2 separate regions of the Homo sapiens genome follow, and region 2 is linked to region 1. A link is an interaction called in ENCODE POLR2A ChIA-PET data of the cell type or tissue named here. Cell type or tissue: endothelial cell of umbilical vein. All regions are shown on one strand. Each heading gives the region's core, and the rest is flanking DNA. Links, peaks and the distances in the headings are about the cores only.

Region 1 (2,802 bases), core at 178-2,677:
TGACCCAATTTTTTTTCCCCTCCCATGTTTTAGGTACCTATGTTGTGCCCAAGGACAAATTGAGTCTTTCTGTTGTCTGATCCAATCTCAGGAGTTTCTGATTCTCCTGAGAAGCTGCCCTTTTCCAAGGATTTGGGGGCAGGAATTATTTTACAATGTCAAGAAGTTTGAAGTTAAAATTGTTTTTGTTTATATTTACAAATATCTTTATCTGAACAGAACTTTAAAGTAGCTCTGAAATTTTTCTTCAAGAAATGTATTTTCTTTTTGAGTGTTCCATGATGAAATCAGTCTTAATTTCAGTTCAACTAGTGTGTAAAAACACACAGTGAGTGATTATTAGTCCCCGAAGGAGGCAAGACAGATGGAGCCTAGAATGGAATTGGCTTTATGATTAATTGAATCCTTGAAGAGTTGAATAGAGTTAGAGCTGATTCTGCCCAATCAGTGCCTTGAGAGGGCTGGTGTTGTCCTGCGCCTGGGAGAGGAAAGGGTCACAATAACCCAGATTTATCCTCTATTAAAATGGATTGGATGTATGCACCAGACGGTTCCCATTTTTAAACCATTGATGCAGGATAATTGGAATGGAAACAAACAAGATTAGAACTAGATTACAGGTATTTGTGCAAGTTGCGTCCTAAATCAATCAGAGTCCGTGATTTGTTCAGAGGGTGCATTATCATTAGAGTGAATCATTGAAACTCAGAGACACATCTGGAGCTGTCCAGCCAGGAGGGGAAGCAGGGGAAGGGCAGCAGAGAGCTGCTTGGAGTTGGGAACTAGGTACAACTCCAGAGTGCTTTTCTGTCTTTCTGGGCAGAAATCTTCCAGAGAGAATTTTAATTTAATTTTGCTCTTTTTTCTTTCCAGCAGGGATGCATAATGTATAGGTTTGAAATAACTGCCTCTTTGCTATAGTGAATGGACGCTTTTTTAATGTTTGGATCAAACAGACACCTGGGGTAGCTGCTGCCTGTGGGGACCCTGCAATCCAGAGGGAGGGAAGGGAGAGGGCCTGGCGCTGTAGGTGGACTAGCCATGTTAATCACAAAGTCCATTAGGATGATGGGTGCCCTGCTGCCTTGCCAGGGAGCCTGTTAGTACAGAACATCATCTGTGGAGCTGGAGATTGCAGGGTTTGCCTTCATCAGCGGGCTCTACTTCACTGGCCAGTCGCTGAGGGAGGAAGTCCACGTTCCCGCCCACAGCTCTGCCACCACTTATCTCTAGCCATGGCCATGGGGTGGGAGGTGATGCAAATATGTACAGGGGCCCCTGACTCAGTGTGACTCTGACCTAGTCCTGAACTCAGGAGTCTGGACACATGGGATACAGTCTTGGGTCGACAGTCAGAGAACTGACTTTTAAGCCATCATTTTACTTCTGTGAGACTTTAAGTCTCTGTGAAAACAAGAGCACTAGATATGAGGTTCTTTCTGGCTTGAGAAGTGTGCCCTGAGTTCCTTCCTTCCTGAATTGTATACCCATGCCAAGTCCCTGGCAGCGTGCTGGGTTAGGCCCATAGAAGCTTCACGTGATAGGCAAGTCTCACCCTTACCTTTGAACTACACTGGTTTGTTTCTCTTCATTTTTCCATTTTGAGCTGCCGTGAGTCAGGCTGCAGGCAGCTCATTTACACAGGAGTCAGCCTGAAGGAAGGTGGCTTGAAGTCTACTTTCATTTTGTCATGGGAGGTGTTTTCCTGTGGAATCGCTAATCAGGCAGGTCAAAGGGAACCATAAGGGATCTCACTCATCCCTAGATGGAAACAAGTACAGCAAAGCCATCTCAGAAGGAGACCAAAAACACACAAAAACAACTCCCCTGACAGCATTTCTTAACTCTGGCACTCTCAAAATTGAACATACTTAAAATATCCCCAAGGGATGGAGGTGAGGTTTCTTGGTCCCACATCAGAGCTGGTGAACCAGGGCCCATGCCACACCCTTAGGATGCTATAGAGATAAGAGCTGAGCCCTGCTTCTCTTCTCCCCATGTGCCCACTGCCATGTCCTGCCATTACCTCGGCCCCTCTAGCTGCTCTGGCTGTAGCTTCCACTGCTGCCGTTGTGCCAGGCACAAATGAGTTTAATTTGCCTATTTTGCTGGTGTCCCCTTTGTGAAGAATAGCGCCTGAGAAGCATCTCATCCCCTGTGTCTGATACAGCCTTTGTTCTTATCAGAGGCATCGCCCTGCTTTCCAGCTTAGACTCAGCTGGACCCTTTGCCCACACCCTAGCTTGGGCCCTCAAGAGCAAGAAGTGGTCAGATTTTCCTTCCTGCTTTTGTCTGGGTATAAGGGGATGGTAGGGGTTGGTAATCCCACTTGGGAGGCTATGCCTGATTCTCTAGAGCTCACAGGCCTCAAGAATGCATAAGAGGCTGGGTGCAGTGGCTCATGCCTGTAATCCTAGCACTTTGGGAGGCTAAGGTGGGTGGATCACCTGAGGTCAGGAGTTTGAGACCAGCCTGGCCAACAGGGCAAAACCCAATCTCTACTAAAAATACAAAAATTAGCCAGGCATGGTGGCACATGCCTGTAGTCCCAGCTGTTTGGGAGGCTGAGGCAGGAGAATCGCTTGAACCTAGGAGGCACAGGTTGCAGTGAGCCAAGATCACCCCACTGCACTCCAGCCTGGGTGACAGAGTCTCCAGAGTGAGACTCTGTCTCAAAAAAAAAAAAACAAAAGCAAACAAAAAAAAAAACACCGTAAGAGAGGGAGGGTTGGTGGGATAGTATCAGTCCTGCCTGAGACTAAGTAATCCTTGGCATCCAGGTTCTAAGGAGTTCATTCCTCT
Region 2 (2,802 bases), core at 257-2,756, 190 kb before region 1:
GCTGAGGGCCTGGATTTGCAAAGGCTCTGGAAGCAGGCAGTGGGTGGGGAGTTTTATGAGGAACTGAAAGTATGGTTGGAGCACAGAGAGTGAGAGGAGCCAGCTGAGGTTGGAGGGGTTGGTGAGGGCAGGCCTTGTCAGCTGTGGCATGGCATTTCATATTTACCTGGAGAACAGGGGAAGCCTTTGGAGAGTTGGTGGTGGTTTTGGTGGTTTTGGATTTGCAAATGAGCAGCACCCTTTTGGACACTGGATGGATTTTGTTGAGGGAGTGAAAATGAAGATCAGAAAAGGAACATTACTGTAATAGGTTGTTTTCCTTCAGTCAGCTAAATGGCAATCTTGAGACTAATCTCCTTTAGTGTGGCCTTGTTCCTCCTGATTCATGTGCTCTCTCAGTGCCAGTAGTCAGTGTGTTGTTGGGGCACCTGGCCACTCAGCAGACATGGTGGCCCAGGGTGCCAGCACTTGGCATCTTTCCATCTGCACAGAAAAAGGCCTGGAGGTTTCAGGCTTGTCACATGTTAACGGCTGACAGCTACAGAGTCCTTTGTAACCTGCTGTGTCACCATCCCTCTCTTGGCTGTCACTACTGGGTAAGGGCTACCCCCTTCACCTTAGACCACTTAAGCCACTGACACTGGCAACTCCCAGAGATGTGATGTGCCAAGTTAGCAAAGCCAGCACCTGTGGTTTGTGTAACATTCAGTTCTGGTTGATGTAGATGTGCACATGTTCTCTCTTGGCAGCAACCAATGTCTGGAGGGCCAGAAATGGGCTGGAGTTGTTCCTCCCACTGTGTGTCCAGGAAAACTGAGGTTTAGGAGTTGCCTGTGGTATAAAGAAAACTGGGTCAGAGTTACGTGCTGCCAGACCAAGTGTTAAGTGCATGGTGGGCGGGTATAGACCCTAGACCAGACTCTTTAGTGATACTGTGGCCTTGCCCACTACTCCTTTCACTTATTCATCTGGAAGGCCATGCTGCATAGTGGTTAGGAGCTTGGCCCTTGGACTGGGGCTGACTTTAGTTAGAATCTCAGCTTCTCGGCTGGGCGCGGTGGCTCATGCCTGTAATCCCAGCATTTTGGGAGGCCAAGGCAGGTGGATCACGAGATCAGGAATTCGAAACCAGCCTGACCAACATGATGAAACCTCATCTCTACTAAAAATACAAAAATTAGCCAGGCACGGTGGTGTGTGCCTGTAATCCCAGCTACTCAGGAGGCTGAGATAGCAGAATCGCTTGAAAGCAGGAGGCGGAGGTTGCAGTGAGCCGAGATGGTGCCACTGCACTCCAGCCTGGGTGACAGAGCCAGTCTCAAATAAATAAATAAATAAATAAATAAAATAAAGGCCAGGCGTGGTGGCTCACGCCTATAATCCCAGCACTTTGGGAGGCCAAGGCAGGTGGATCACAAGGTCAGGAGATCGAGACCATCCCGGCTAACATGGTGAAACCCCATCTCTACTAAAAATACAAAAAATTAGCCGGCTGTGGTGGCGGGCGCCTGTAGTTCCAGCTACTCGGGAGGCTGAGGCAGGAGAATGGCATGAACCCAGAAAGCGGAGCTTGCAGTGAGCGAAGCTTGCGTCACTGCACTCCAGCCTGGGCGACAGAGTGAGACTCTGTCTCAAAAAAAAAAAAAAAAAAAAAAAGAATCTCAGCTTCTCCACTTGGAAGCTATGTGACCTTGGACTATTTACTTTGCTTTCCTGCCCATTAATTTTCTCAGCTCTAAATAGGGAATAATGATAGTGCCATGGTCTGAATGTGTGTCCCCTCCAAATTCATATGTTGAAACCTAACCCTCGAGGTGGTTCCTCTGGGAGGTGATTAGGTCATGAGGGCTCCACCCTCATGAATAGGATTAGTGCCCTTATAAAAGAGGCCCGAGGAGCTTCCTTGCCTCTTCTGCATGTGAGGACCCAGTAAGAAGGTGCCATCTATGAAGCAGAGATCCCTCACCTGACGTTGAATCTGTTGGCATCTTGTTCTTGGACTTCCAAGCCTTTAGAATTGTTAGCAATAAATTTCTGTTATATATAAATTATCCAGTCTAAAATATTTTTATTTTATAGCAGCCTGAGTGGACTAAGATAGAAATTGGTTCTGAGAAGTAGGGTGTTGCTATAACAGATACCTAAAATGTGGAAGCAGCTTTGGAACTGGGTAATGGGTAGAAGGCTAGAGGAGTTTTGAGGTGCATTGCCATGAAAGGAGCCTTAAGGGTAATTCCGACGAAGGTTCAGAAGAGAGCTGTAGAGAAAGCCTCCGTTTTCTTAGAGATTATCTAAGTGGTCTTGATCAGAATGTAGATAGAAATCTGGATGGTAAAGGCCCTTCTAATGGTGCCTCAGATGGAAATTAGGAACATGTTATTGGAAACTGAAGGAAAGGCCACCTTCTTATGAAGTGGCAAAGAGTCAGGGTGCAGTGGCTCATGCTTGTAATCCCAGCACTTTGGGAGGCCGATGTGGGAGGATTGCTTGAGACCAGGGTTTTGAGACTGCAGTGAGCTGTGATTGTGGCACTGCACTCTAGCCTGGGCCACAGAGTGAGACACTGTCTCACAAAAAAGGTCATAAGAGAAACAGGTCTGTAGTTTTCTTTTTTTTTTCTTTTTGAGACTGAGTCTCACTCTGTTGCCCAGATCATGCAATGGCAAGATCGTGGCTCACTGCAACCTCCACCTCCCGGGTTCAAATGATTCTCATGCCTCAGCCTCCTGAGTAGCTGGGATCACAGGCATGCGCCACCACGCTCAGTTGATTTTTGTATTTTTAGTAGAGACGGGTTTTCAC

The links. Peaks named below come from ENCODE experiments on the same cell type or tissue, not always from the same donor. Only the 100,000 strongest peaks of a DNase experiment are listed, where the experiment ranks them.
Region 2: POLR2A ChIA-PET joins it to region 1 with 5 read pairs; 3 of 35 experiments call an interaction of 5 or more read pairs at or near these places.

Annotation. Positions count from the first base shown.
Region 1 is chr5:138,984,240-138,987,041 of GRCh38, reverse strand. The region is part of intron 7 of SIL1 (SIL1 nucleotide exchange factor); the gene reads left to right. Among named protein-coding and RNA genes, the nearest start is that of LRRTM2, 110 kb to the right of the region's middle. In endothelial cell of umbilical vein, for the core only: no CTCF peak of the experiment used is centred there; a DNase peak (open chromatin) is centred at 1,511.
Region 2 is chr5:139,175,782-139,178,583 of GRCh38, reverse strand. All of the region lies in intron 1 of SIL1 (SIL1 nucleotide exchange factor), which reads left to right. Among named protein-coding and RNA genes, the nearest start is that of SIL1, 21 kb to the left of the region's middle. In endothelial cell of umbilical vein, for the core only: no CTCF peak of the experiment used is centred there; no DNase peak of the experiment used is centred there.